2 separate regions of the Homo sapiens genome follow, and region 2 is linked to region 1. A link is a loop called in an ENCODE intact Hi-C map of the cell type or tissue named here. Cell type or tissue: mammary epithelial cell. All regions are shown on one strand. Links, peaks and the distances in the headings refer to the core of each region. The heading gives the core; the rest is flanking DNA. Region 1 overlaps SDHB (succinate dehydrogenase complex iron sulfur subunit B). Region 2 holds the start of MFAP2 (microfibril associated protein 2).

What was found. A loop is a pair of places that touch in the nucleus more often than their neighbours do. Peaks named below come from ENCODE experiments on the same cell type or tissue, not always from the same donor. Only the 100,000 strongest peaks of a DNase experiment are listed, where the experiment ranks them.
Region 2: it touches region 1 in a loop (3-fold over the local background); 3 of 110 quality-filtered maps call a loop at or near these places.

What each region holds. Positions count from the first base shown.
Region 1 is chr1:17,037,570-17,052,977 of GRCh38, forward strand. It overlaps SDHB (succinate dehydrogenase complex iron sulfur subunit B), which reads right to left. Exons shown (of 8, transcript NM_003000.3): 2 at 7,192-7,319. Among named protein-coding and RNA genes, the nearest start is that of SDHB, 8.8 kb to the right of the region's middle. In mammary epithelial cell, for the core only: a CTCF peak has its summit at 8,710 (motif pointing left); no DNase peak of the experiment used is centred there.
Region 2 is chr1:16,972,076-16,986,017 of GRCh38, forward strand. It overlaps MFAP2 (microfibril associated protein 2), which reads right to left and starts at 8,545. Exons shown (of 9, transcript NM_002403.4): 1 at 8,512-8,545; 2 at 6,162-6,239; 3 at 5,034-5,123; 4 at 4,822-4,848; 5 at 4,633-4,719; 6 at 4,426-4,470; 7 at 3,568-3,655; 8 at 3,194-3,267; 9 at 2,427-2,948. The coding sequence starts at 6,198. The coding sequence ends at 2,845. It overlaps LOC105376806 (a long non-coding RNA gene), which reads left to right and starts at 3,786. Exons shown (of 2, transcript XR_947003.3): 1 at 3,786-4,487; 2 at 5,594-5,720. It overlaps CROCC (ciliary rootlet coiled-coil, rootletin), which reads left to right. Exons shown (of 37, transcript NM_014675.5): 37 at 285-889. The coding sequence ends at 371. ATP13A2 (ATPase cation transporting 13A2) reads right to left here. Exons shown (of 29, transcript NM_022089.4): 29 at 13,883-13,942. RefSeq lists enhancers at 1-940, 2,375-3,182, 6,307-6,812, 6,813-7,320, 7,321-7,826. In mammary epithelial cell, for the core only: no CTCF peak of the experiment used is centred there; DNase peaks (open chromatin) are centred at 9,576 and 12,826; H3K27ac peaks cover 1,002 bases.

The DNA of each region.
Region 1 (15,408 bases), core at 4,074-12,073:
CCTTAGCCTTCCAAGAAGCTGGGATTACAGGTGTGTGCTACCATGCCTGGCTAATTTTTGTATTTTTAGTAGAGACAGGGTTTTGCCATGTTGTCCAGGGTGGTCTTGAACTCCTGGACTCAAGTCATCTGCCTGCTTTGGCCTCTCAGAATGTTGGGATTACAGGCGTGAGCCATCGCACCCAGCCTGGCTAATTTTTTGTTTGCTTTTTTGTAGAGATGGGGGTCTCATTTTGTTGCCCAGGCTGGTCTCCAACTCCCAGGCTCAAGCAATTCTCCTGCTTCAGGCCAGGCACAGTGGCTCACACCTGCAATCCCAGCACTTTGGGAGGCCGAGGTGGGCAGATCACCTGAGGTCAGGAGTTCGAGACCAGCCTGACCAACACGCAGAAACCCCATCTCCACCAAAAATACAAAAGAATTAGCTGGGCGTAGTGGCAGGCGCCTGTAATCCCAGCTACTTGGGAAGCTGAGACAGGAGAATTGCTTGAATCCGGGAGGCGGAGGTTGCGGTGAGCCAAGATTGTGCCATTGCACTCCAGCCTGGGCAACAAGAGCGAAAACTCTGTCTCAAAAAAAAAAAATTCTCCTGCTTCAGCCTTCCAAAATGCTGGGATTATAAGCACAAGCCACTGAGCCTGCCCAAGGTTTTGTGTAAAAGATTATGTTATCTATGAGAGACAGTTTTACTTCTTCTTTTCCAATTTCCTTTTCTTTCTTTTTCTCACCCAATTTCCCTGGCTAAGCCTCCAGTAAAATTTTGAATGGCTGATGTTAGCATAAATAGAATTATCTGTAGCCATTGAAATACACACACACACAAATAGTATTTTGCATATTGACCTTACATCCTGCAGCCTTGCTAAATTTACTTATTCTTTTAGTTTTGTAGACTCCCTGAAATTTTCTATGTAAACAATCATGTTACCTGTGACTACAGTTAGTTTAATTTCTTCCTTTCCAAGCTTACATATGCCTTCTACTTCTTTTACTTGCCTTTCATGGACTGGCTAGAACCTTCAGTACAATGTTGAACTCAAATACAGAGTGGACAACCTTCCTTATTCCTGATCTTATGGGGAAAGTGTTCAATATCTCACAATAAAGTATGCTATTAGCTGTGATTTTCACAGTCTTCATCTGGCTGATGAAGTTCCCTTCTTTTCCTATTAGCAGTTATTATTTAAGTAAAATTAGGACTATTCCTTTTAATTCAAATTCCTTATAGTTTTATTTATTTATTCTGTTAAAATATACACACTGTGAAAATTATTTAACCCATTATCATTTTTAAAAATCATGAATGAGTGTTGAATCTTGCCAAATGCTTTTCTGCATATATTAAAGCAATCAAATGGGTTTTCCCCCTTTATTCTGTTAATATGGTGAATCACATTGATTTTCAAATGTATTTCTTTATTTTTTCTTGCGCTTTTTCTTGCACTTAAAACAGCATATGGTTGGGTTTTGCTTTTTTTAAAAAAATCTATTCTGACACTGTTGGCTTTTTAACTGGGAGTATTTAATAGTTTTTACATTCAATACAGTTATTGACGTGGCCGGATTTAGGTCTATCATTTTACTATTTGTTCCATCATTTTGCTGCTGTTCTCTTCTTCTTTTCTTATTCTAAGTAATATTTTTAGACTAAGTAAATATTTTTAGAAATCAATTTTAATTTATATATTGGCTTTTTAGCTATATCTCTTTGCATTTAAAAAAATAATTACTCTTGGCTGGGCATGGTGGCTCACACCTGTAATCCTAGCACTTTGGAAGGCTGATGCAGGAGGACTGCTTGAGCCCAGGAGACCAGTGTGGGCAACATAGTGAGACCCTGTCTCTACAAAAAAAAAAAAAAAAAAAAAATTGGCCAGGCATAGTGGTACATGCCTGTAGTCCCAGGGACATGGGAGGCTGAGGTGGGAGGATTGCTTGAGCCTAGGAGGTCTCAGGGAGGGAGGATTGCTTGGTTGAGCCTGGGAGGGTTTAGTGAGCCATGATTGTGCTACTGCCTTCCAGCCTGGATGACAGAGTGAGGCCCTGTCTCAGAAGAAGAAAAAAAGTTACTCTAGAATTATACTTTACATAATTTACATCTTTAACTCTTTATACCTGTTTAGAGTTACTATTGTGCAACTTTATGTAATGCAAGAATCCTGCTACATTATTATAGGTCTATTTACCTGCTGTTCCCAGCCCCTACGCTATAGTTATCATATGCCTTACATCTATGTGAGTTATATATTACAGAATATAATATAATAACTTTGCTTTAAACAGTCATATTAATTTTAACAAAATTAAGAGGAAAAATCCTTTTATATCTACTATGTCCAGCGCTCTTCATTCCTTTTCTAAGAGCCAAGTTTCCACCTGGTATTATTTTTCCTCAGCCTGACTAACTTCCTATAGCATTTCATGTAGTACTGGTCTTCTGGCCATGAATTCTTTTCTTTTCTGTTTACCTGAAAATGTTTTTATTTCATAATCATCTTGAAGAATCTTTTTTTCTGAACGTGGAATTCCAGGCTGACAATTTTTCTTTTAGTACTTTAAAGATGGTATTTCACTGTCTCTTGGCCTCTAGTTTCTGATGAGAAGTCAGCAATTTTTCACCTGGTTTCCTTGTATGTAACATGTTGTTTTTCTCCAGCTGCTTTCAAGATTTTCTCCTATTTTTGGTCGTCAGCAACTTGACTTCATGGAACAGGGCATAGTTTTATTTTTATTTACCTAGTTGGGGTTCACTAAGCTTCTTGGATATGTGAATTATGTCTTTCATGGGCTCAGGAAATTCTTGGCCATGAGTTCTTCAAATAGATATTTATTTTGCCTTTTCTTTCTCTCCATTTTTTCTGGAAGTCCAATTACATGTGTGTTACATCCATCCATCCACTCACCCATGCATGGTCTTACTCTGCTGCCCAGGTTGGAGTACAGTGGCACAATTATAGCTCATAGCAGCCTCAAGTTCCTAAGCTCAAGCTGTCTTCCTGCTTCAGCATCCCAAGTAGCTAGGACTACAGGTATGTGCCACCACGCCTGGCTAATTTTTCAAAGAAAAAATTTTTTTAGTAGAGACAAGGTCTCACAGGTTGCCCAAGCTGGTCTTGGACTCTTGGCCTCAAGTGATCCTTTTGCCTCAGCTTCCCAAAGTGCTGGGATTACAGACATGAGCCACCATGCCTGCCCTAGACCTTTTGATGCTGTTCCATAGATCACAGGAGCGCTTTCCCTTTTCAAAAATCTTTCTTTTTCTTAAGAACAGATAATTTCGGCCGGGCATGGTGGCTCACGTCTGGAATCCCAGCACTTTGGGAGGCCGAGGCGGGTGAATCACTTGAGGTCAGGAGTTTAAGACCAGCCTGCCAACATGGCGAAACCTTGTCTTTACTAAAAATACAACAAATTAGCTGGGCGTGGTGGTGCACGTCTGTAATCCCAGCTACTCAGGAGGCTGAGGTGGGAGAATCGCTTGAGCCTGGAAGGCAGAGGTTGCAGTGAGCCAAGATTGCGCCACTGCACTCCAGCCTGGATGACAGAGCAAGACTCCGTCTCAAGAAACAAACAAACAAACAACAACAAAAAACTATATAATTTCTATTAATATTTTTAAGTTTGCTGATTCTTCTTATTGCCATTTCCAATCTGCTGTTAAGGCCATCCGGTAAATTTTCCTTTTCAAATATTATATTTTTCAGTACTAGATTTTCCATTTGGCTTTTCAATAGTTTCTACTTCTCCACTGAAATTTCCTATTTCATTATGAGCATAATTTCCTTTATCTATGAGGAAATTTAAAAATTCTTTAAATTCCACTGGGCGCGGTGGCTCATGCCTGTAATCACAGCACTTTGGGAGGCTGAGGTGGGTGGATCACCTGAGGCCAGGAGATCAAGACCAGCCTGGCCAACATGGCGAAACCCCAACTCTACTACAAAAATTAGACGGTGTGTGACGCGCGCCTGTAGTCCCAGCTACTCAGGAGGCTGAGGCAAGGGAATCGCTTGAACCCGGGAGGCGGAGGTTGCAGTGAGCCAAGATCGCACCACTGTACTCCAGTCCAGGTGACAGAGTGAAACTCAGACTCAAAATAAAAAAATAAAAAAGAAAAAAAAGAAAAATTAATATGCTGTAGAGAATCTGGATTGCATTATGTTTTTCTGAAAAGTGTGGATTTTAAAATTTTACACAGGCAATTAATATGGCTGCACGCAAGATGTGGGCAGAGTTCATGAACAGCATTTAGTGCTCCTCCTCTGTGTTTCTCTTCTTTCTAGGCTTTCCCCCTCATTTCCTAGTGGTTGTGGAAGGCCCAAAATGTGTCTTCTCGTTATTCAAGCTAAGATTTTTTTTTCTTTTTTTTTTGAGACAGAGTCTCACTCTGTTGCCCAGGCTGGAGTGCAGTGGTGTGATCTTGGCTCACTGCAACCTCCGCCTCCCATGTTCAAGTGATTCTCCCCCATTAGCCTCCCAAGTGGCTGGGATTACAGGCATGTGCCACCATGCCTGGCTAATTTTTATATTTTTAGTAGAGATGGGGTTTCACCATGTCGGCCTGCTTTGGCCTCCCAAAGTGCTGGGATTACAGGCATGAGCCAATGCACCCAGTCGGATTGTGGTTTTCCATCCAACTGTTAGTCCCGTTACTTCCCATACCAACTTGGACTTGTCCTCAGCAAAATCATGTAAGAGTAAAATGGTAATTTGTCCAATGCCATTTCATTCTTCCAAGTATCAACTCCCCTCCAATGTCTGCCCACTCGTGGTCCTTCTCTACTGTTCAGGCAGTTGTTTCTTATATTTTTTTCCGGAGTTGATCATTGTTATTTGTAGGAGGGTTAGTCTGATGAGAGCTACTGTGACAAAACTGGAAGTAAACCCAAAGATTCTTTAAATTTTTTATCACTAAAAAATCGTTATGGGCTGGGTGCTGTGGCTCATGCCTGTAATCCTAGGACTTTGGGAAGCTAAAATGGGTGGATTGCTTGAGCCCAGGAGTTTGAGACCAGGCTGGGCAACATAGTGAAACTCAATTTCTACAAAAAATACAAAACTTAGCTGGGTGTGGTGGCATGTGCCTATAGTCCCAGTTACTCAGGAGGATGAGGCAGGTGGATTGCTTGAGCCTGGGAGGTTGAGGCTACAGTGAACCGTGAGCATGCCATTGCACTGTAACCTGGGTGACAGCGAGACCCTGACTCAAAAAAAAAGGAATTTAACTCTTCCAGTTTTAGCCACATTCTCTGACATTCTCTAAGTTTTGATTTGCAACGTCTTTATTTTCTAAGTATCTGGCAATATTTTTTACGTGTTCCTGATCAAATAGTTAGAAGTGTACTTTTTTTTAGTTTCTAAGCAGTAGGGTTTTTTGTTTTATGAGTTTTTTTTTTTTTTTTTTTTTTTTTGAGACAGAGTCTTGCTCTGTCACCCAGGCTGGAGTGCAGTGGCACGATCTCGGCTCACTGCAACCTCCGCCTCCCAGGTTCAAGTGATTCTCATGCCTCAGCCTCCCAAATAGCTGGGATCACAGGCACCTGCCACAACGCCCAGCTTATTTTTATATTTTAGTAGAGATGGGGTTTCACCATGTTGGCCAGGCTAGTCTTGAATGCCTGACCCCGAGTGATCCACCTGCCTCGGCTTCCCAAAGTGCTGGGATTATAGTCATGAGCCACCGCGCCCGGCCTGTTTATATTTTTAATATGAGTTTAGTTTTATTGTATTTCGGTCCAAAACTGTGGTCTGTGCAATTTCTATTCCTTTGAATTTTGCTAGGGACTTTTGGTTGCTGAGTATTTGAAAATTTTGTCTATTTAAGAAGGTTATATATCAATTAATGCTACCTCATTAACAGCACTTACTTGTCACCACAGAAAGTCAAAGTAAGCATTTAGAGTATTCGTGGTATTCAAACTTTTTTTTGGTGCCACAGAAGCTTTTGTTTGAAACAAATAAAACACTTATTCACTTACACATAAAACAGATCAGAGAACAGTTCTGGTTATATGGGGGCGTGGAGTGGAGCAGCAGGAGGCTAGAGACTAACTTGCTAGATTCTTTCTTTTCTTTGGCTAACTGTGGAGTTCCTTAAAAGTGAAAGATGTTGGAAAAAGAGTGGTTTTGAGAGATGTGATGTGAAGAAGAACTCAACCTGCTGCTGCTGCTTTTGACGATGGAAGAAGAGGCCAAGAGCCAAGGAGTGCGGCAGCCTCTGGAAGCTTGGAACAGCCCTCAGCTTACAGTCAGCAGAATGACAGAGACCTCGGGCTCACAACCACAAGGAACTGCATTCCACCAATAGCGCAAATGAGCAAAAAATATTTTCCTCTAGGCTCCAGAAAGGAATGCAGCCTGCTGACACCTTGATTTTAGTCTGATGAGACTATACCAGTCTTTTGACCTACAGAACTATAAGATAATACATTTAGGTTGTTTTAAGTCACTAAGTTTGTGGTAATTTGCTCTGACAGAAATAGAAAACTAACACGCCAGTCCAATTTTTAACATTTTAACCACATCCCTACCTTGTCCATTCAAGGCAAGTTTCTGGCGGTTCTGTTATTATTATAGAAAACACAGGTCCAGATGTATAAGATATAATCAATACATTCAGCATTAAAAAAATGGTAATATATTAAATGACTTTAAATACTGTGCATAAAGTTAATTATACCAGTATTTCTAGAAATTTGTCATACTTTCATTTGGGAATTATTTTGGTATTATTCTTCTGAATCAGGTAACAACCTCATTTTTTTTTTTTTTTTGGAGACAGAGTCTCACTCTGTTGCCCAGGCTGGAGTGCAATGGCATGATCTCAGCTCACTGCAACCTCTGCCTCCTGGGTTCAAGCAATTTTTGTGCCCCAGCCTCCTGAGTGGCTGGGATTACAGGCATGAGCCACTATACCCAGCTAATTTCTGTATTTTTAGTAGAGAGGGGAGTTTCACCATGTTGGCCACATTGGTCTTGAACTCCCAACCTCAGATGATCTGCCCGCCTGAGCCTCCCAAAGTGCTGGGATTATAGGCGTGAGCCACCGTGCCCGGCCCAAGCTCATTCTTGTTTTAAAAACAGAGCCATCGGATGATCTCAGATTTTTAAGCCTTCCAAGGATGTGAAAAGCATGTCCCTAAATCAAATCAAGAACTCTCCTTCAATAGCTGGCTTTCACAGAGATACTCACTTATTAAGGTCAACTTCATAAGTCTGCATATGAGGTTTGTCTCCAGCCTTGTCTGGGTCCCATCGATAGATGGCAAATTTCTTGATACGGGGAGCTGTGGCTGCAGCTGTCTGGGCTCCTCGGGAGGCCTGAAATTTTTTAAAGTTCACAAAAAGGAAAAAAAAATTAGAAATACAAGATAATTCCATTTTGCTGGCACAACAGATGTAACGCTGGATATAAACTCACACATTACTGACACATAATCTTCTTAGAAAAGGCAGGCATTCAATATCCAACAAGTATTAAGCACCTATCATATGCTAATATATCAGACATGGTATTAGGGGCTAGTGACACAGCACTTAATACACAAAAACCTTCATCTTCACAGAACTTACTTTGTAGTGAACAAGAGTTAAATTAAACATTCACGATGAATATAAAGAGCGATACTGTTGGGAAAGTACAGGGAGCTCTGGATGAATACAGCAGAGACTTCAATGAGTGAAGAGTCAGAGAAGGCTTCCTCACATGTCATCTAAGTGGAGGCTTGACAAACCAGAATTAAGGGGAAGGAGTGTGGGGTGTGGTCTGAGGGTGGTGGCTCATGCCTGCAGTCTCAGCACTTTGGGAGGCAGAAGTGAGAGAATTGCTTGAGCCCATGAGTTTGAGAGCAGTCTGGGAAACATGGCAAAACCCCATCTCTACAAAAAATAAAAAAATTAGCTGGGTGTCGTAGTGTGCGTCTCAGGAGGCAGAAGTGGGAGGACTGCTTGGGCCCGAGAGGTTGAGGCTGCAGTGAGCCAAGATCATGCCACTGCACTCTAGCCTGGGCAACAGAGTGAGACTCTTTTTCAAAAATACAAAATAAAAAAGAAAAAAAGAAAGAAAAGACTATACTCCAGGACTGCTAATTTTTAAAATAAACTGATATAGAAAAGTAAAAACTCGGAAGGTTAATTGACTAATTACAAAAAGATGCAGTGGTGTTTATTACTGAGGCAGGAGAACAGGGTTTAGAGACAGGGAGTCTTCACTACAGCCTCTGATTCGTCTCGGGCCAAGTCTTCATTTGCATAGGGTGTAACTAATAGGAAACCCGTACAGGGTACTTTAATCCCAGAAGACTGTGCAGCTGGGGCTCTTGAACCACTTGCTCAATCCCACTCCTACTCTATGGAGTGTACTTTCATTTCAATAAATCTATGCTTTCGTCTTCTGTTGCTTTGCTTGTGTGTTTTGTCCAATTTTTTGTTCAACATGCTAAAAACCTTGACGACTTGTGGTCAAGACCGTCTACCAGTAACATTATTTCTTGGTAAAGTGTCCCGTATTAACTGAAGCTGAAAATACAAACATCAGCTAACAGTAGAAAAGAAGAAAATATATGAAGAAAATGAAAGTTAAGATGAAAGCTATGTTTTACCTTATCACCAAGCTGGCTAAAATCATCAACAAAAGGAAAGCCATTTCTACAAATGTTTTTCACCGGGAACCCCATTTTGTAAACTGACATGAACATCTAATGCCACCTTGTGGTATTTGGGAGGAAGTGAGAGGAAAGATTCCTGAAGGTATCAACTCCAGTGGACTTTGCTTGCTTAATGTCCCATTTTTTTTTTGGTCTTTTTTCTGTGAGATTTAATAAGGTATAATTCATTATAATAAAATTCACTAATTTTAAGGGTATAATGAGTTTTGACAAAGCAATGTAATCCTACCACAATTACAACAGAGTATTTCCATCCAAAAAGGTCTTTTGTGCCCTTGATGGCAAACATAAGTCCCCTTTTCCTACCCTTAGCAACTGATCAGCTATCATCACGAGTCTGCCTTTTACAGAATTCATATAAATGGCATCATACGGTACGTAGTCTCATGTCTAGCTTCTTTCACTCAACATAATGCTTCTGAGATTCATATGTTACTGCATATAACCATAGTTAAATGCTTTTTTAAAAAATTAAACTATTTATTTATTTATTTATCTTTGAGACTGAGTTTTGCTCTTGTTGCCCAGGCTGGAGTGCAATGGTGCAATCTTGGCTCACCACAACCTCCGCCTCCCCGGTTCAAGCAATTCTCCTGCCTCAGTCTCCCGAGTAGCTGGGATTACAGGCATGTGCTACCAGGCCCGGCTAATTTTGTATTTTTAGTAGAGATGTGGTTTGTCTATGTTGGTCAGGGTAGTCTCAAACTCCCAACCTCAGGTGATCTGCCTGCCTTGGCCTCCCAAACTGCTAGGATTACAGGCGTGAGCCACCGTGCCTGGCCAACCTTTTTATTTTTTAATAATTATAGATTCATATGCATTTATAGAAAATAATACTGAGGCCAGGTGCAGTGGCTCACACCTGTATCCCAGTACTTTGGGAGGCCAAGACAGACGAATCACTTGAGGTCAGGAGTTCAAGACCAGCCTGGCCAACATGGTGAAACTCCGTCTCTACTAAAGATACAAAAATTAGCCCGGTGTGGTGGCACATGTCTGTAATCCCAGCTACTCGGGAGGCAGAGGCAGGAGAATCGCTTGACCCTGGGAGACGGAGATTGCAGTGAGCCAAGATTGCGCCACTGCACTCCAGCCTGGGTGACAGAGTGAGACGCTGTTTCAAAGAAACAAAACAAAACAAAAAGAAGAAAATAATACTGAGACTCCACATACTCTTCTCACCTGTAATCCCAGCACTTTGGGAGGCTGAGGTTGGGAAATCACCTGAGATCAGGGATTCAAGACCAGCCCAGCCAACATGGTGAAACCCCGTCCCTACTAAAAATACAAAAAAACGAATTAGCAGGGTGTGGTGGCGTGTGCCTGTAATCCCAGCTACTAGGGAGGCTGAGGCAGGAGAATGGCTTGAACTTGGGAGGTAAAGGTTGCAGTGAGCTAAGACTGTGCCACTGTATACCACCCTGGGTGACAAAGTGAAACTCAAGCTAAAAAAAAAAAAAAAAGAGAGAGAGTTTTGCTCTGTCACTGATTGTGCAGTGGCATGATCACAGCTCACTGCAGCCTCAACCTTCTGGACTCAAGCGATCCTCCCATCTCAGCTTCCCCAGTAGCTAGGACTACAGGCATGCGCCACCATGCCCAGTTAGTTTTTTTACATTTATTTTTGTAGAGATAGGGGTCTCACTGTGTTGCCTAGGCTGGTCTTGAACTCCTGGCCCCAAGTGATCCTCTGCCTGGCCCTCCCGAAGAGTTGGGATATAGGCATGAGCCACCATGCCAGGGCCCACATACTCTTTACCCAGTCTCCCCAACAGGAACATCTTGCAAACTGTAGCACACCAGCACAACCAGAATACTGACAGTGCTAGTCAAGATAGGGGACATTCCCATAAGCACAGGATCACTAACATTGCCCTTTTATAGCCCTGTCCACTTCCTCCCACCCTACCTCCCCTGTACTCCGTAAGCCCTAGCAATCACTAATCTGTTCTCTACTTCTCAAATTCGGTCATTTCAAGAATGTTATATCAATATAATCATCTGGTATGTAGCCTTTTGGAATTGGCTTTTTTTATTCAGCCGAATTCTCCGGAGATTCATCCAAGTTGCTGTGTACAGCAATAGCTTTTTTCTTGTTATAGCTGAGTAGCACTCCAAGGTATCATGTACCACAATTTGCTTAACCATGTAACTACTGAGGGACATTGGGGGTGTTCTAATTTTTGGTGACATGAATAAAGCTGAGATGAACATTTGTGGACAAATTTCTGTGTGAACGTTACATCTTCATTTCTCAGGATAAACACCCAGGTGTGTAATTGTTGGGCTGTATGGTAGCTACAAGTTTAGTTTTTTTTAAGCAACTGACAAAACTATTTTCCAGAGTGGGTGGCTGCTGTGCCTGAGGCAGATAGTAGGGTAAGTGGGACAATATGCCTTTTAAAAAATGGGGCTACTTCAAGTTTTTACTTCTAATTTGGACACTTTTATTTTTCATTTATTTTTTAAAATATTTATTTATTTATTTATTTTGAGATGGGGTCTCACTCTTGTCCCCCAGGCTGGAGTACAATGGCGCGATCTCGGCTCACTGCAACCTCCACCTCCCGACTTCAAGTGATTCTTCTGCCTCAGCCTCCTGAGTAGCTGGGACTACAGGTGCCTGCCACCACGCCGAGCTAATTTTTATATTTTTAGTAGAGACGGGGTTTCACCATGTTGGCCAGGCTGGTCTTGAACTCCTGACCTCAGGTGATCCGCCTGCCTTGGCCTCCCAAAGTGCTGGGATTATAGGTACAGGCCACCTTGCCCGGCCTTTATTTTTTATTTTTATAGACACATGGTCTAGCTTTATTGCCCAGGCTGGAGATCATGGCTCACTGCAGCCTTTAACTCCTGGGCTCAGGCGATCATCCTGACTCAGCCTCCCAAGTAGCTGGGACTATAGGTGCACACCATCATGTCCAGCTAATTTTTGTAGAGACAGGGTCTTGCCATGTTGGCTAAGCTGGTATGGAATTTCTGGGCTTAAGCAATCCTCCCATCTCAGCCTCCCAAAGTGTTGGGATTACAGGTGTGAGCCATTGTGTCTGGCCCTAACTTGGACTTTTTTTTTTCTTTTTTGGAGAGTCTCATTCTGTTGCTCAGGCTGGAGTGCAGTGGCGCGATCTTGGATCGCTGCAACCTCCACCCCTCAGGCTCATGCAATTCTCCTGTCTCAGCCACCCGGGTAGCTGGGATTACAGGCATGTGCCATAAAGTCCAGCTAATTTTTGTATTTTTAGTACAGACAAGGTTTTGCCATTTGGCCAGGCTGGGCTCAAACTCCTGGCCTCAAGTGATCCACCTGCCTCAGCGTTCCAAAGTGTTGGGATTACAGGTGTGAGCAACCGCGCCTGGCCCCTAACCGGGCTTTAAACAGAATCTGGGACTGGAGCATAATCCCCTAGTTCTTTTTTTTTTTTTTTTTTTTTTTTTTTTTTGTGAGACAGTCTCACTCTGTCACCCAGGCTGGAGTGGAGTGGCGAGATCTCTCTGCCTCCTGGGTTCAAGCAATTCTCCTGCCTCAGCCTCCCAAGTAGCTGGGATTACAGGCGCGTGTCACACGCCCGGCTAACTTTTTTGTATTTTTAGTAGGGATGGGGTTTCACCGTTTTAGCCAGGATGGTCTTGAACTCCTGATGTCGTGATCCACCTGCCTCAGCCTCCCAAAGTGCTGGATTACATACAGGTGTGAGCCACTGTGCCAGGCATAACCCCCTAGTTCTAAAGCCTGATTTAGTATTGTCAGTGGGCAACAGGCATTAGGCTCTATCAAGCTGGGTATCAGAACCACAAGGCCTGTGGGATGACTGTGGTTACCTGCAATGAGGTTTTCCCTTCAACATTTCTTTATAACATTTAAATATCTGTTTCATATCCACTCTACACGGATAATTGATCACGTATTATCTTTCCAAAAGAGACTAAGTTTGTATTAGAGCTAATTTAAATTTTTAAAAAGTCTTATCATATGAATGATGTGAAATAAGAGCAATGCCAGGATGTACTACACTGAATATCTAAGTCGACATATCCCAACATCAGTTTTGGAGTGCCCCAAAATGTCATCATTTTTTTTTTTTCAGTACAACTAATTTAAATTTGTTTTGTGTCAAAAATGTATTTTATAGGCCAGGCGTGGTGGCTCATGCCTGTAATCCCAGTACTTTGGGAGGCCGAGGCAGGTGGATTACCTGAGGTCAGGAGTTCGAGATCAGCCTGGCCAACACGGTGAAACCCCGTCTCTACTAAAAATACAAAAAAATTAGACAGGCACGATGGCGGGCACCTGTAATCTCAGCTACTTGGGAGGCCGAGGCAGGAGAATTGCTTGAAATCCGGGAGGCGGAGGGTACGGTGAGCCAAGATTCCGCCACTGCACTCCATCCTGGGCAACAACGTGAGCGTGACTCTGTCTCAAAAAAAAAAAAAAATGTATTTCATACAATATTTGGTGGGGCAAAGGGGGTTTACCAGAATGAAAGAAGATTCTGAAATCAAAATCACCAGAGTGGTCATGGTTCTGAAAGTGATAGAGCTTTGCTCATCTTGAGGTCTGTACAAAGAGTTAATTCTCAGGATTATGTTATCTGTGTTCCACCAAAAAATTCGTTGAATACATATATCTAAAAATTTGCCAGATTTCATTCATCGAACCTTTATAATCTGTCACACACGGTGCCAAATAATCTCTAATCTTTATAACATCTCTATGAAAAATGTTTTGTTGTTCCCAGTTAAAAGACGAGGATAGGATCATATAGCAACACAGGTCACTTGATTCAAAAATCCAACCTTTTAGCCATTATAACCAGTGGTGAAAACGCAAACATAAAACGCAACAGTGCAAAAAGATAATTCCATTTCACAATGAGATCCAAGGAACAAAAGAAGTTGTTGCTCTAATCATACAATGAGACTATATGATTTTTTTCCCCTTGTTACCTGCCCAGCAATTTATACTACAAATCCAAAAGGAAAGAGGGCCCCTTGAAAGCATTTTTACGTTAATCTAAAGACTAATGAGTATTCAAGGCAGAAAGTACATTCCTAGGAAATCTTGGATAGTATGAATTTCATAGTTTATAATTTAAGCAAGGTAAGCAACAACTGAACTGAGAAGGGTGAATTCTGAATGGTGCTGAAGGCTGGTTGTTGTTCCTCCAGTAAAGTGTCCTTAGGGTGCAGGCTTGGAGTTGGATGGAGTGGATAAAGATTTGGAGGCCAGAGAAGAAGGTGGGGAAATAGAGAGGAAGAAAGCAAAAAGGACTGTATGAAGATAAGCCTGAGTAAAATACAAGGTGCAGGCTTGCTGAAAAGTGTGATTGGTGATGCTTGAAATCCAAGCTCTATCACTTACAAGCTGTGTATTCTTCTGCAAATTATTAGCTTTTCGGATTCTATTTCTTCCTTTGTAAAGGGTGGGTAGTATTAATATCTGCCTCATAAGATAACCCGGGGGAGGGGGGGTCAAGTTTCTAGCATAGCCCAGAAAAAAATTTTTGCTCTACAAGATTGGCAACCTTATCAGTCTTTGTATTATTCTGATTTGTAAATAGGTATCCTAGCCCTGCCAGCCTAAGGAACAAGATGCACATTTTTTAAATTTTTTTTTTTTTTTTGAGACTGAGTTTCGCTCTTGTCGCCCAGGATGGAGTGCAATGGTGCGATTTCAGCTCACTGCACCCTCCACCTCCCAGGTTCAAGCAATTCTCCTGCCTCAGCCTCCTGTGTAGCTAGGATTATAGGCGCCCACCACCACGCCCAGCTAATTTTTTTTTTATTTTTTTAGTAGAGACGGGGTTTCACCATGTTGGCCGGGCTGGTCTTGAACTCCTGACCTCAGGTGATCCACCCACCTTGGCCTCCCAAAGTGCTGGAATTACAGGCATGAGCCACTGCACCTGGCAAGATACACACTTTTAAGTAGGTAGTTCTTGTCCTAAAGGAGTTCATAGTCCAGATGAAGAAATAAGGCAACACAAACAATAGTTAATATACTACAGTCAAATACTTACAGGCAGAATTGTGGTTCAGTGGTCAGACTATAAGCATAAAAAGAATTCAGAACCTGAACCTGAATGTTACCCACAGGTAACACACCAAGCTCATTACTGAATTCTTTTGAGGTGGCTTTTGTGGGTATACATGTACATTCCCACAAGGAAGGGGAGGCCTTGGGGCTCTTCTATTTTCTGTTGCCCTCAGGAGGCCCTGCAAAGACCTTGCCTGGAATTACAAAAATGACCTATGAAATTAGCCTTTTCTACAATGCATTCTTAGAAGAGGGGCTTGGAACTCTCTCGTTAGTGGGGCTCTCACAATTTAATTGTTTGCTCAGCAACTATAAAAGGAACAGGTAAACAAGCTCATTATCAATCATCAATTTAATACTGAGAGGATGTCAGCTTGAGGCTCTGGTAGGCTGTCTTCTTCCTCTATCTCCCCTTTTCAGAAAGGCTGATGCAGACAGAGTGGATCCAAGTTCACACACAGCATGCTGGATAGAACCAGGATTGGAACATGGGCAATATGTACTGTGTTATGCAGCCATAGCAGGCACTTAAGATGAAAGATGTCCTCATTTAAGTGCAAGAGAGGAAGAGGAACTAAAATTTCTTGGACACCAACCATGTCCCAAGATCTATGCTAAGGAGTTTTTCTGGTACCATGTTAAAAAACTGCCTCAGGTCTGCTTCTTGGGAATGTGATATTTTGAGCAAGCCAAAAATTTTCTTTCT
Region 2 (13,942 bases), core at 5,395-13,394, 64 kb before region 1:
GTCACATGTCCACCCCTTGGGTCTGGGCTGAAGCCACGCCCACCCAAGTGATGATGGGGATAAAGAATGGGGGTGGAGTTGCCCTCAAAGGTGCCCAACAGTCAGAAGACGCCTGACTCTGCTATAAGGAACAAAATGAGAAAGGCAGGACAGCCCCTGGCTCTCAGTGAGACCAGACCTTTCCTGAAACTGTGGCACTGTGTCCCTCCGGGTTCCCTGCTGCCTCCCTTTCTCTGAAGCCAGGCTGAGGACCTGGCTGGCCTTACCTTCCCTTTCTTCCCCAGGTGTCCACACTGAAGGGCCAGCTGCAGCAGGAGCTTCGAAGGAGCTCAGCACCCTTCTCCCCACCCTCCGGCCCCCCAGAGAAATGAGCTCCTGCTGGCATCTGGAGAACACCCCTGTGCCTGGGACAGGGGAGGACCCTTCTTTTGGACAGCCCCCCCACCCAGAGCCCGGTCCCTTGGGGGCCTCAAGCTGGGGTGGGATGAGGAGGCGCTCTGCTGGCAGTGCTGAGGACGGGTACTCCAGCTCCAGGCCTGGAGAGGCTTCCCAGCAACACCTGCAGTCCAGCCCCCCTCTTCTAGGATGAGCCACTGTAGATCATTAAAGTTCCTCCTTGAGAGGCTGAGCCGTAGCCAGGATTGGGGAGAGCCCTTGTCTCTGGTCAGCCCTGGAGCATGGGATCGTGGGAAAGAGGAGGGGGACCAGGCCCAGGGCAGGGGTCAGAGGCCCAGGCCCTGACTTCGGCTTCCCAGAGATCTCTCCGCCTTAGTTAAGAGCATGTGTCGGGAAATTCCTCAGAGTGCTCAGAGTCCCTGTATTTTTATACCTTTTTACAATGTTAACTGTTCAGAACTGTTTTTTGTAACAAAACCTTGTTTTTAAAAAAGTTTGTACAGCTGTGTCCCTTTTCTAGACAATTGGAGGAGACGTCGGGGGGAGACAGGTAGGGTCTGGGGCAAGAGGGATGGGGCCCTCTAGGGAGGGGTGCTTGGGGAGGCGGCAGGGAGAGCAGAGAGGCCGGTATTGGGAAGGGAACTTACCAGCCTCACAGAATGTCAGATGGGGAGGCCTCTGGGGTACTCGGTCACCCGGCCCATGGAACAGATGGGGCTGTTGAGGCCTGGGACTGGGCCCAGCCTGTGCACCTCGACTCCTTCCAGCCTATGCTTTCTTGCCCCTTTCTCTGGCCCCTCCTTAGATCCAAGCCCACCCTCGGGACAGTGACAGGCCTTCCAGGCAGCATGGCAAACAAGTGCAGGTTTGGATGTGAACGTGGGGTCTTGCCCTGGCACCGCTGAGTGATCCTGAGCAAAGCTGCTTAACCTCTTAGAGCCTCAGTTTGCTCATCTGTAAAATGGGAACCTAACCGCATAGGGTGGCTCTGGGGAAGTTCACATAGGAGGTGCTCAATCAGTGTCCGAAGGAGAAATTAACACTCATCCTCACCTGCTGGAGTCCAGCTGACCGATTCAGCCACAGCACTGCCACTGATAGCTGTGGACCCGTGGGTGGGACCCTTGGGTGGGTTACTTAACGTCTCTGGGCTCAGTTTTCCTGTCTCTAAGAAGGGGATATGAATTGCATCCACCACATATGCCTGTTCGGACGGCTAAACAGGAGTGTGTGAGCCTTCACACACAGAGCCCAGGCCCCACATGCTGGTTGGAGGGAGGTGTTACAATGGCTTGCTTGTTTTTGCCCTTTTTTTTTTGAGACACAGTCTTGCTCTGTCGCCCAGGCTGGAGTGCAGTGGCGCGATCTCGGCTCACTGCAACCTCCGCCTCCCAGATTGAAGCAATTCTTGTGCCTCGGCCTCCTGAGTAGCTGGAATTACAGGCACACGCCACCACGCCTGGCTAATTTTTTTTTGTATTTTTACTAGAGACGGGATTTCGCCATGGCCAGGCTGGTCTCGAACTCCTGGCCTCAAGTGATCCGCCCGCCTCAGCCTCCCTAAGTGCTGGAATTATAGGTGTGAGTCCCTGTGCCCCGCTTTTTTTGCCCTCTTAATGGCACCCATCTCCCCAACTTCCCAAACAAAGGCCTTGGATGTCAGTCCGCCTGCCTTGACCCTGTGCCCCCCCCACCCCATGGGCGGCCTCCCATTTTTGCTGTGTTCCTCTGGTGATGGGAACTCAATGTGCTCACCAAGCAGCCCCGGTCATCAGAAAGCTGTGTCCCTGAAGCCTTCCATCTCCCGTGCAATTCCCACAACACGCATGCGCGCGTACACTGTCATGACGCAGCGTTCTGGGCAGGGCAGAGCTGGAGCCGGCGGGTAAGGCGGTGGGGCTGGGACTGCGGAAGCACAGGGCACCTGAGCAGATCGTTCACTCCAAGGGGTCAGGAGCCTCTCAGGACAGTCCGCGTTGGGGGCACTTGGCTGGCCCCTCTGTGCTCTCCACCGAAAAAGTGACTTGATCTTTTGTAAAAACTTGTTTTTAATTTTGTATAAAATAAAGGTGGTCCATGCCCACGGGGGCTGTAGGAAATCCAAGCAGACCAGCTGGGGTGGGGGGATGTAGCCTACCTCGGGGGACTGTCTGTCCTCAAAACGGGCTGAGAAGGCCCGTCAGGGGCCCAGGTCCCACAGAGAGGCCTGGGATACTCCCCCAACCCGAGGGGCAGACTGGGCAGTGGGGAGCCCCCATTGTGCCCCAGAGGTGGCCACAGGCTGAAGGAGGGGCCTGAGGCACCGCAGCCTGCAACCCCCAGGGCTGCAGTCCACTAACTTTTTACAGAATAAAAGGAACATGGGGATGGGGAAAAAAGCACCAGGTCAGGCAGGGCCCGAGGGCCCCAGATCCCAGGAGGGCCAGGACTCAGGATGCCAGCACCACCCTAGCAGCTCCCACAGCTCCTGGCACAGGAGGCCGCCACGGATTGGCACAGGCCGCTGCTGGCCATCACGCCACATTTGGAGAACTTGTCCCGACAGAGGTCAGCTATTGGGGGCAGGAAGGAGGCAGGGTCAGGGTGGAGCTGGGTGATGGGAACCGCTGCCCCTCCCCCAACTCTGGTGATGGGAGTGTTTTGAGGATGAAAAGTAGCAAGGAGGGGAGCTCAGGGTGTCCTGGAAGTGGGCCTGGTGGATAATATGTGTTGAATAAACATCAGGTGGGTGGCTAGGTGGCCAGATAATGATGCGGGTGTGGGGACAGGGGAGGTCTTGGGGAGGTGGCCTTCCTACCTCGGAGGAGCTCCTCATGGGCACACACTGTACGAACACAGATCTCCTTGTTAATGACGTACACACGGCGGAGGCTGCGGGGACAGGGCACGGGAGGTCTCAGCCCCACTTCCACCCAATCCCACTGGGATAGCCCAGACAGAACCTGGCACGGGAGCCCGGACAGAACCTGGCACGGGAGCCCGGACAGAACCTGGCACTGGAGCCCAGGAGTGGAGGAGGTCCCTGGCCCAGGCTCAACCACAGAACTGAGCTCAACTTAAGGACTCACTATCTTTCCTCCAACTCCCACCTTGGCGGGCCAGAGCTGTCCCCTGTGCCCTCTAGCCCCCCATGCTCCGGAATCCTCCCGACAGCTGCCCATCTGTGCTCACCTGTAGAAGCAGACCTCGTTGAGACACTGTTTGCAAGGCCTGTGTATGGAGTAGAGGCGGGTGCACGGGTACTGTTCCTCACGGCAGTCTGGTGACAGGTGGGGTCAGACTAGGAGCCCAGAGTGGGGGGCGGCCCCCAGCCTCACCCACCTGAGGCTGGCTCACAGGGCCTAGTCCCCCCTGTACCTTCAGGCCCCGTGCAGACACCCATACCTACACATGCCCACATAGACCCACGCAGCATTGTCAGACTTCCCAGGGCTGTAATATTCACGTATCAATTCACAACCGCACTTACTATAGAAGCCTAAGTTCAAACAGAAATTTGCACCCACCCATGCATCGCCACAAAAGCCCATACCAACTCCCGAGCAGACGTGCCCACGCTCACAGAAGCCCACATAGGAGCGCTCACACCAACCCACACGAGAGTGAGCACACGGATTCTCCTGCACACACACACCTTGTTCTTTCAAGCTCTCAGCTAGGGCAGCCGGAGGGCACCGCTCAGCCAGCCTGCACTCCCTGGCCCTTCCTCGCCTCCACATGTGCACCACTCAGTCTCTCTGGCTGGCAGGAAGCCCCCAGCACACTCCCTGCCCCTCCCAGTATCTGTGAGGTCAGGGGCCTTCCTAGGCTGCCAATTTAGCCTCCAGCCAGGCACACTGGGGACAGGTGGGACCTCCTGGAGCTGCCTGGGGGGCCTGGTGATGCCAGCCTACGGCAGTCATACTGCCCACACTGCCAAGAGCCCACATGGGCAAGGGCCAAAGACCTCCAGCCCACCAGCACCACCCCCTACTCCACCCCAACTTCAGGGCGTGCCTCCATTTTTCCAGCTGTCAAGAAAGCCCTTACCAAGAGGCCCAGGCTCTGTGGGCTCCAGCTCTGCATTTCCTGGTTCTGGTGTGGAGACAGAGGTAGGCAGACATCACTGGGAGGGGTCTCCTCAGGGCAAGGGGAGTCACCTCTCCCAGCCCTGGCAGACCCCCACTCCCAGGGTTGACAGGGTGGGGAGGGGTGAGGCAGGAGCTGAGACGGGTGGGAGCAGGGTCTGGGGCCTACCTGGGGTTGGGGCTGGGATGACTTCCTGTTGGACTTGCTGCTGGGACTGGAACTGGAACTGTTCCTCGGAGGGCCGAGGAGTCACCTCTGCAGCCAGGGGAGGATAAGGGGGTCTGCTCCCTCTACCCCTCCCAGGGGGTCTCCCCACCCCAGCTGCCGGCCCGTCCTATCCTACCCCTAGCCCGTTACCTTGATAATCATAGTAGTCTGGGTTGTCTGCAAACAAAGATGAAAGTGGAATTGGTGGGAGTAAGGCTAATCCCCCAGCCCCTGGGGCAAACAAGTTCCCTCCTGAGCCAGGGACCAACCCCCAGAGTTCCCATCAGCGTGTCCAGTGCGGTCCCTGGCTGAGCCAGGCACATCTGAGCAGCCAGGCCTCGGTGACCCGGCAAGGCCCTTACCGATCTGGTCGCTATAGTGGGTGTACTGGACGTGGTCAGGGAACGGCGGCAGCGGGTCCAGGTCATACTGGCCCTGAGCCAGCAAGCCTGCTGTGGGGAGGCAAAGCATGTAGGGTACCCCATCGGGAGGGGCAACGGGGGCCCGAGGCGCTTCTGGAGAGTGGAGGCGGGGGTCACAAGGTCAGGCCCATAAGAGCCTAGGACCCCACAAGCAGATTCCTAGAGGATCCAGACTCTTCTTCGATGGTAAAGACCCTTCCCCACCCTGGTCATGGGTCACCTCCCTGACCTTACCCTGCCCCTTCCTGTTGCTGGCCTCCTGGCTGCTCCTAGGACTCCACATGCTCCTGCCTCCCTCAGAGCCTTTGCACCTGACACTCCCTGGGCCTGTGAGGCCTGCTCAGCTCCTTCAGGTCTTCCCTGGAATTTCAGCTGTGCCAAGATGCCGCCCCACCTCCAGCCCACCAGCCCTCCTGCTGATTTCTGTCCAGCACTCAGCACATGCTGGAGTTTCTCATGTCTGCTTGTTTCCTATTTGTCTCCCTTCCCTGGACTGGCAGCATGATGAGGAGCAACGATGTGTCTGCCTGGTTCATCGCTGAATCCCCAGGGCCTAGCCCAGCACTTGGCACGTGGTAGGGACTCAACACATCGCTGCTGAATGAATGAATGTTGGCCCTGCTAGGACTTTTGTGGTCCTCATTGATTCTCTTCATTTGGCCAGTAGGGACCCCCACAAGGTCAGGACTGTATAGAGCAGAAGGGCCCTGAATGGATCTAGAACTCAAGCATCCGGACTCCCTGCCTTGGGTGCCCCTGCACCTGCACATCGGCTCCCAGAGAGGCCTTGTGCCTTGTGCCCACGGAGTCCTTGTGCCTGGGACGTGCCCTCCAGAACCCTGCCTGCCTGCTGCTGTGGAAGGCTGGGGGAAGGGCCAGGAGCTGCCTCCAGATGCTGCCAGGGTTGGCTGGTCCAGTCTGTGGTCCAAGCAGGCAGAAGGCCCTGGGAGCTGGGGAGCTGAGTTCTGGTCATAAGTCGTGACAAAGGCTCACTATGAATTCCCCCTACTAACCCTACTCCTCAGCCCCACATAAGAGGAGCTACCCCCTGCCCCAGGAGCCACTTACCAGGCAGGAATAGCAGGAAGAGGTAGGCAGCTCTCATGGCAACAAAGAGGCAGGCCGGGGTGGTGTCAGAGAGGACAGCTGGGGAAAGACCGGTGGGAGAGCTCTACCCAGGGCCACACCCAGGACAGCAGAGCTCACCTTTGATCCCCTGATTTCGCCCTGGAGAAGGTGGCACCCAGAATAGAAGCCAGGCATGGGAGGGCTGGAGTGGAGGGACATCCCAGTCCCTGCTGGCCCACCCAGGTGTTCAGGTCACAAGGGACAAGGCCTCCAACCCAGCTCCAGGGCTGATCCTGACAAGCAAACCCCGTGTAGTGGGTGTACTTGATGTGGTCAGGGAAGGGCGGACCCTGCCCTGCTCACTAAGGGGACATTCCTAATGTGCTCCCAGCCCAGGCCATTCTGTCCTCACCCACACCCGTGCTCAGCCCTCTGGCCCAGTGGCTCCCTGGGTGTCCAAGGCACTGACTGCGTGAATCACTGAACCCAGGCCCATCCTTGGGACCCCAGCCCTGGCCAGCCGGCATCACCGCCTGGACTCAGCAGCTTCTGCCAAGCCACCACCTGCTCCCAATTAGCCCCTGGGCCCTAAGCATCCTGCTCAGCAGGAAACCACATACACATGGGCCTGCCCGGCCCCCAGAGCGGCCAGGCCGGGCAGGGCTCCCAGCTCCCAGAAGACTCCTCTCCTGCCAGGCCTCCAGGCCTCGCAAGACCTGGCTGTGTGCATCACAGGCTCACGAGACCCGGGCTATTTGCAGCAGCAGGAAGCACGAGAGTGAAGCCTGAGGGGGCTCCTCTGGATCCCAGAAAGGCAGCACTGAAGGGGCCGTGACATCACCCAGGCTGGGGGTTCTGCACCCCCTGACACTGTAGGCAAGTGTGTGTGTCATTTGGAGGGAGAGGGCATGGGGTCCGTGGCTTTCATCAGGCTCCTGACATTCAAGAGCCCAGCCTCCAGTCCTGGCTACACGGTGGGACTTGGGGGAGCCTCCGGTTCCCCACATCCAGCCCCAGCTCAGTGGAGGGCCACCTCAGGTCCGTCAGCCTTCTGTAGGGAGGGCTGCGAGGGCGGGGTCCATCCAGGAGGGCCCCTCCCGGCTGCAACCCAGGAAGTCCTTTCAGAGAGCTAGCTGGAAACCCCAACTTTGGTCTATTTTCCCCACTGGGAGTCCAGGGAGAGGGGAGGGAAAGGGGAGAAAGCAGGAGGTCTTTCCCTCCTTCCTCTCAATCCTGAGGCCTCCTGACCCCCTGGCTCCTCTCATGCATTAGGCACCTCACTAAGGTGGAGTGGGAGCCGGGAGACGAAGCTCAGGACCAAGCTGCCCCAGAGGCGAGGGATAGCTGGCTCCCCACACCCCATTCTGAAAACCCTTGACCTCCTCATGGGAGGGGGATGAAAAGACCCAGAGAGCCTTCCTTGCCCTTCTCCCCATCCGTCAGGTCGGTCGGAGCCCCCGCTGCTCAGCAGAAGGCGCTGAATTGGGGCAAGAGGGGTTGCAAGGTGTTGGGGGATGCCTGTCGGTACCCTGCGGGGAGTCTTCCTCCCCTAGGACTGGCCCCCGAACCCAGGCTTATTGGGGGAAGGAGGCCCACGGGCTAGCGGGGAGGCAGGAAAGAGAGAAGTCAGTGTGGAGTTCATGAACTCCTCCCACGGGACCACATCTCCGAGCTCTTCTAGACGAAGGGGTTTTGGGGCGTGCGGGAGGCCAGGACCTGCCTGGGAGGCTGCCCCACCCCCACCTCTGGCCTCTTCCACAGCTGCGGCCTCCCCCACCCCCGACTCCCCTGCGTCCTGGGAGGTGGGGGACAGGGGGCCCCGACGCTCGCTCAGACATCAGACGGAGGGAGGGCTCTGCCGGCTCCAGAGCCGGGCTCAGGGGGAGGGGTCCCGGCGGGAGAAACCCAGATGTTGCAGCGCCGCACAGCTGGGAACAATCAGCCGCGGAAACTTGCTCCGCGCGCCCTCGCGCTCCCGTCTCTGATCTCTCTTTGTCTCTCTGCGTCTCTGTCTCGGCCATTCCCACCGGACCCCCCCCCCCCACCCCACCCGCCACATTCCAACCTCCCCGGGAGAACAAAAGATGTCCCATCCCCCGACGACCTCACCTCTGGCTCCCCCCAAACTCGGGCTCCCCGCCCTTCCCAATTCGCGTTCTCTCTGCAGAGCAACCCCAAACTTTCCAGGTGCCCCCTTGGCCTCCGCTCTGAAGGCGCGGGGTTCAGGAACCTCCGCGGCTGCCCCAGGATCGAGGACCCAGAGAGCCTGGCACCCTCGCCCCCGCGCCGGGGGACCCGCCGACGCCCCTGACCGCCCCCCGGGGCCCCCAAGCGCCAGGCCCGCGCCTACCTGTCCGGGTCACTCCGCCGCCCGCTCCGAGTCCGCCCGCCGGAGCCGCCCCTTGGCCCGCTCCGAGTCCCCCTCCGGGCCCCCGACGGGGCTGGCGCCCGCCCTCCAGCCCCGGAGCCGCTGGGTCCTAACGCGAGCTGCCCGCATGGGCCGCCACGCCGTGCCCTCGGGGTTCCATCTCCTGGGGGGGGGGGTGTCCCCGGGGTAGAGGCGCCCGGGGCCGTCCTCACGTCTGTGCAAAGCTTCCTCCTCCTCACAGCTGCTCCTCACTCGACGTCGACGGGGTGAGGGGGGTGAGGTGGGCAAGGGTAGGTGTGTTGCCCATTTCACAGAGGAGGAAATCAAGCCTCCCAAAGTGACTCACCCTAGGCCCCTCAGCCAGAAAGTAAGCCTCGATCTCCCTCTGCCTTCTCCCAGCTTCCAGGACACTCTCCTGCCTTGGTTTTCCTTCTGCCTCTCCAGCCAAGCCTGCTGCCTCTCTCAGGCCCGCACCCTCCTCTCCTACACTGCTGAGCTCTGGGCCATGGCTGGCTTCCACAACCAGCGGTTCTTTCTTTCCTTTTCTAGAGACAGGGTCTTGCTGTGTTGCCCAGGCTCGTCTGGAACTTCCGGCCTCGAAATTTTGGCCTCAAGCATTCCTCCTGTCTCATCCTCCTGGGCTGTTGGGATTACAGGCATGAGTCCCTGCCCCCGGCCATAACCAGCACCTCTTTCAGCCCTGACCCAGCCTATGTGTCCCACAAATGTCCTCAAGATGCATCAGCTTCAACAAGCATCCAAGTCCAAATTCACGACCTCCTAACTCTCCCCCAGACCTGGCCCTCCAGGATTCCCAGTCCCCCCTTGGCCCCGCAGCCTTCCATTACCCAGGCTTCCTCCCCTGCCCTTAGCCCTGCATCTAATCCAGCACCCACCCGTGAATGCTACCTGAAAAATTTCTTTTGTGACTCCGTTCACTGCTCCCACCCTGGCCTAAGCCACTGTGAGACCAAGTTGCAATCCCAAGAAACCGCATTTGCTCTTTCTGCTTGTCAGAAGCTGACAAAGCCCTGACTCAGTGACTGGGGGCAGCCCAACGGAAGGATGCCTTGAAGATGGCAGGCAGGGCAGAACACAGGCTCCCACGCCTCTTGCCTGAATCACTGCATTGTTAGAAAATATAAGTTAAATGATCCTGGCTGTGCCTTTTCCTGTACATAAGATAGCACCTGACAGGATTGACGATTATGCCTCTATAATCTATATAACTAGGTGCATCCTCGAACCCAAACCTTGGCGAGATTTGCACTAGTGTAGCTTCTGAAGACATTTGATGTAAATTTTTCTTCTTCTTTTTTTAATGAGACCGGGTCTCGCTCTGTCATCCAGGCTGGAGTGCAGTGGCACCATCACAGCTCACCTCTTGGGCTCAAGTGATCCTTCCACCTCAGCCTCCCAAGTAGCTGGGACTACAGGCAAGAGCCGCCATGCCTGGCTAATTTTTTTTTTTTTTTTTTTTTTTTGTATTTTTTGTAGAGAAGGGGTTTTGCCGTGTTTGCCCAGTCTGGTCTCAAACTCCTGAGCTCAAGCAATCCACCCGCCTCAGCCTCCAAAAGTGCTGGGATTACGGACGTGAGCCACCGTGCCTGACCATAGCTTCTGAGCACACACAGAACCGCCTGCCTCTGTATCTAAACTGTGGGCTGAAATGCTGCTTTGGCGCAGTCTAACAGAAACTCTCTGAAACCCTCTCCCAGGGTGCAGTCCTCAGTAAGACTCAATAAAACTAACTTTAATTTTTTCAATGGCTGATTTTTTTTTTTTTTTTGAAATGGAGTTTAACTCTGTTGCCCAGGCTGGAGTGCAGTGGTGTGACCTCGGCTCCCTGTAACCTCCACCTCCCGGGTTCAAGAGGTTCTCCCAACCCAGCCTCTCGGGTAGCTGGGATTACAGGCACATGCCAGCATGCCAGGCTAATTTTTGCTTTTTTTTTTTGAGTAGAGACAGGGTTTCACCATGTTGGCCAGGCTCCTGACCTTAGCTGATCCGCCTGCCTTGGGTTCCCAAAGTGCTGGGATTATAGGCATGAGCCACTGTGCCTGGCCAAAAGGTGGATTTTTTCTTTTTCTTTTTTTTTGAGACAGGGTCTTGCTATCTCCCAGGCTGGAGTGCAGTGGTGCATCCTCAACTCACTGCAACCTCTGCCTCCTGGGTTCAAGCGATTCTCATGCCTCAGCCTCCAGAGTAGTGGGGACTACAGGCACCCACCACCATGCCTGGCTATTTTTTTTTTTTTTTTTATTTCTCGTAGAGACGAGGCTTCTCCATGTTGTCCAGGCTCGTCTCGTACTCCTGACCTCAGCTGATCCACCCACCTTGGCCTCCCAAAGTGCTGGAATTACAGGCGTGAGCCACTGCACCTGGTCAAAAGGCTGATTTCTTATTTAGTTGACACCACCATCATTTGCCTGGGCTCTGCGATAGCCTCCACTCTGGGCTCTCCCACGTGGGTCCTGCCTCCCTCACCCCCGCAGATCGTGCCCCTTCTACTGATCGCCTTTCACTCAGGTTAGAGGCTCAACTTCCCTGTGGCTTCCAGGGCCCCGGCCCTTTATGGCAGCCTGGCTCTGCCTCCTCTTCCTCCTCCAGCCACTGGCCTTTGGGGGTTTTCTCCCAAACCCCTCTCCCTCCCACACTGAGGCGTTTCTTCCTCCCGAGCACTGGCTGAGGTCTCCTCCATGGGGTCACAGATCAAACCCTCCCTTCCTCAGAGGGGCCTTCCCTTTTTCCTTTTTTTGTGCTTTCTAGCTTTACTGCTTGCAGTTGTCTTGTTGGCCTATGTCTGTGACCATCTGAGCCCTGTCCCTCTTCCCGATGAGACTGTCATCTTGCCCCGTGAAGGCCAGGACCAAGGCTGTTTTTGCTCATCTTCAGTTTTGCTCATTAAGTTCAGAGCCCGGCTCAGAGCAGCAGTTCAGCAAACATTGGTGGAATGAATGAGTGAACTGTACACTAAACTCTTCCCGGAGAAGCTGGCTGGGGGTGCAGATCCTCTGCGTGAGGGGCAGCCTTCAGCCCTGCCCAGGAGCCTAGGCCTGAGGCGGGAGTGAGAGTTGTAGGGGCTGCGGGCTGGGAGGAGATGAGGATGGCCCCTGATTTAGACCCTTGCCATCTGATCTCTTCATCGCCAGTCATTCCCCCACCTCCCTTAGACTCTGAGTCTTAGGGAGGGAGTAAATATGCCCTGTGCCTCCTTCATTCCCATGCCCCGCCCCCCAGTGTCTATTGCAGGGCAGCAGAGACTTTTGTCACCTGGAGAGAGGTGGGCCCTCAGGCCAGGCCAGCCCAGCCCTCTCTGCCTGCCCTTAGACCCCACTGCTGCCAGGAGCAATCCCACTGGCAAAAGAGAGGAACTCACCCAGCAGAAATGCTGTCCCCTACCCTTGAAAAAAGGAGGGAGGTTGGGTGCAGTGGCTCACACCTGTAATCTCAGCAGTTTAGGAGACCAAGGCGGGTGGACCGCTTGAGCCCAGGGGTTTGAGACCAGCCTGGACAGCATGGCAAAACCCCATCTCTACAAAAAATACAAAAATTAGCTGGGTGTGGTGGTGCTGGCCTATAGTCCCAGCTACTCAGGAGGTTGAGGTAGGAGGATCACCTGAGCCTGGGGAGGTAGAGGCTGCAGTGAGCCACGATTGCACCACTGCACTCCAGCCTGGGCAACAGAGCAAGACCCTGTCTGAAAAAAAAAAAAGAAAAGAAAAGAAAAACTGGGAAACTGAGGGGCTAAAGCTGACAATTCGTGTCCTGGCTCCCATGTCCTCTCTGCTGCTTCTACCCATTCCCCTGGCTGTTTCTTTGGGCAGGGGAGGGGATGGGGCTGTGGTTGCTGTGCTCCCACTACGTCTTTGGAGATGTGCTCCTTCCCTGCCAGGCTTTCACGCTGGATGGTGAACTGCTCGCAGGGTTAGACCATGTTTTTGTCCCGTTTTATTCAGTTTGTTGAGTTAGTCCTGGTGCCTGGCACACACCTGTCCAACAGATTCATGAATAATCAGCTAAGGGTAGAGGAGGGATTTGAACCCAGGCCTCTCTGTGGCTTCCTCTTAAACAGCATCTACCACCCTGAACCGTCGCTGGCTGGCAACACAGTGCCAGGAGCAGAGGTCCACTGTGATGTGCCTCCTGGCAGGACTTTCATCTTCACACCCACATCCCTTCTCCCCAGCATGATTCAACGTTTTCTCAGCCCCTACTCTGGCAGGCCTGGGGATAGCACCAGGGGTTCCAGGAATGAGGTTGGCCAGGGCTTTTGGAAGGCAGGAAACAGCCGGTCTTTCCTGTTCTCCCCTGCCCAGATGAGCCAGACGGCCAAGCTGCCTCTCTAGAGCAGAGGGGCTTGGCCAGGGGCCCGCTGGTGAGATGAGCTCAGAGGCACCCACCCTTCCCTGAGGGATGATGCGCGTGGTTCTGGCTGGGAGATGTGGGCTCCGAGCCTGGATTTCATCTGAGGAAGGAACTGCCCACAAACATGTCCCAGGATGCTGGGGTGGGACGGGGAGGGGGTAAGGTGGGAGAGAGGGAGCTGCCCCCTAGCAAATGCCTCCCAGGCAAGCCTACATCTCCTTGTCCTCCAAAGGAGGGTAGGAGGGTTAGGAACATCGAAGCTGGAGTCAAAGCTATCCGGCCCCACTCTGACTACTTGTGTAACCTCTAAGCCTTGGTTTCTTCATCTGTAAAATGGGAATAGTACCACAGTTGTTGGAAGGATGACATGACAATGTGTGTAAAATGCTAAATGGGGCCAAGCGCAGTGGCTCACGCCTGTAATCCCAGCACTTTGGGAGGCCAAGGTGGGCGGATCACCTGAGGTCAGGAGTTCGAGACCAGCCTGGCCAACATGACGAAACCCTGTCTCTACTAAAAATACAAAATTTAGCTGGGCGTGGTGGCACATGCCTGTAATCCCAGCTACTCGGGAGGCTGAGGCAGGAGAATCGCTTGAACCTGGGAAGCGGAGGTTGCAGTGAGCAGAGATCACCCCACTGTACTCCAGCCTGGGTGACAGAGCAAGACTCCATCTCAAGAAAAAAAAAAAAAAAAAAAAAAGCTAAACGGAATATCCAGGCACATGCTGGACACAGAGGAAACATTATTACTGTGAGATGAGGGAACACAGGCCCAGAGAGGGGAGTTGGCCAATGGAGTCTGAAAAACCAGGGGGTTCCAGGGGGTTGTCAGGCTGAAAAACCAGCCTGAAAAACCAGCCCCCCAGGGGGTTCCAGGGGCAGACACGTGCAGGGGCTGCCAGCTGGGCACCCGGGGGTATGTGCATTTCCTCCTGGGCAGGTGGGAGGGTCTATGGTGCCAGGTACAAGACAGGCACAGCAGAGCCAGGAAAATATCATGACTTTATTTGCTACACTGACAGCAGCACTGAGGGGAGCTGGGG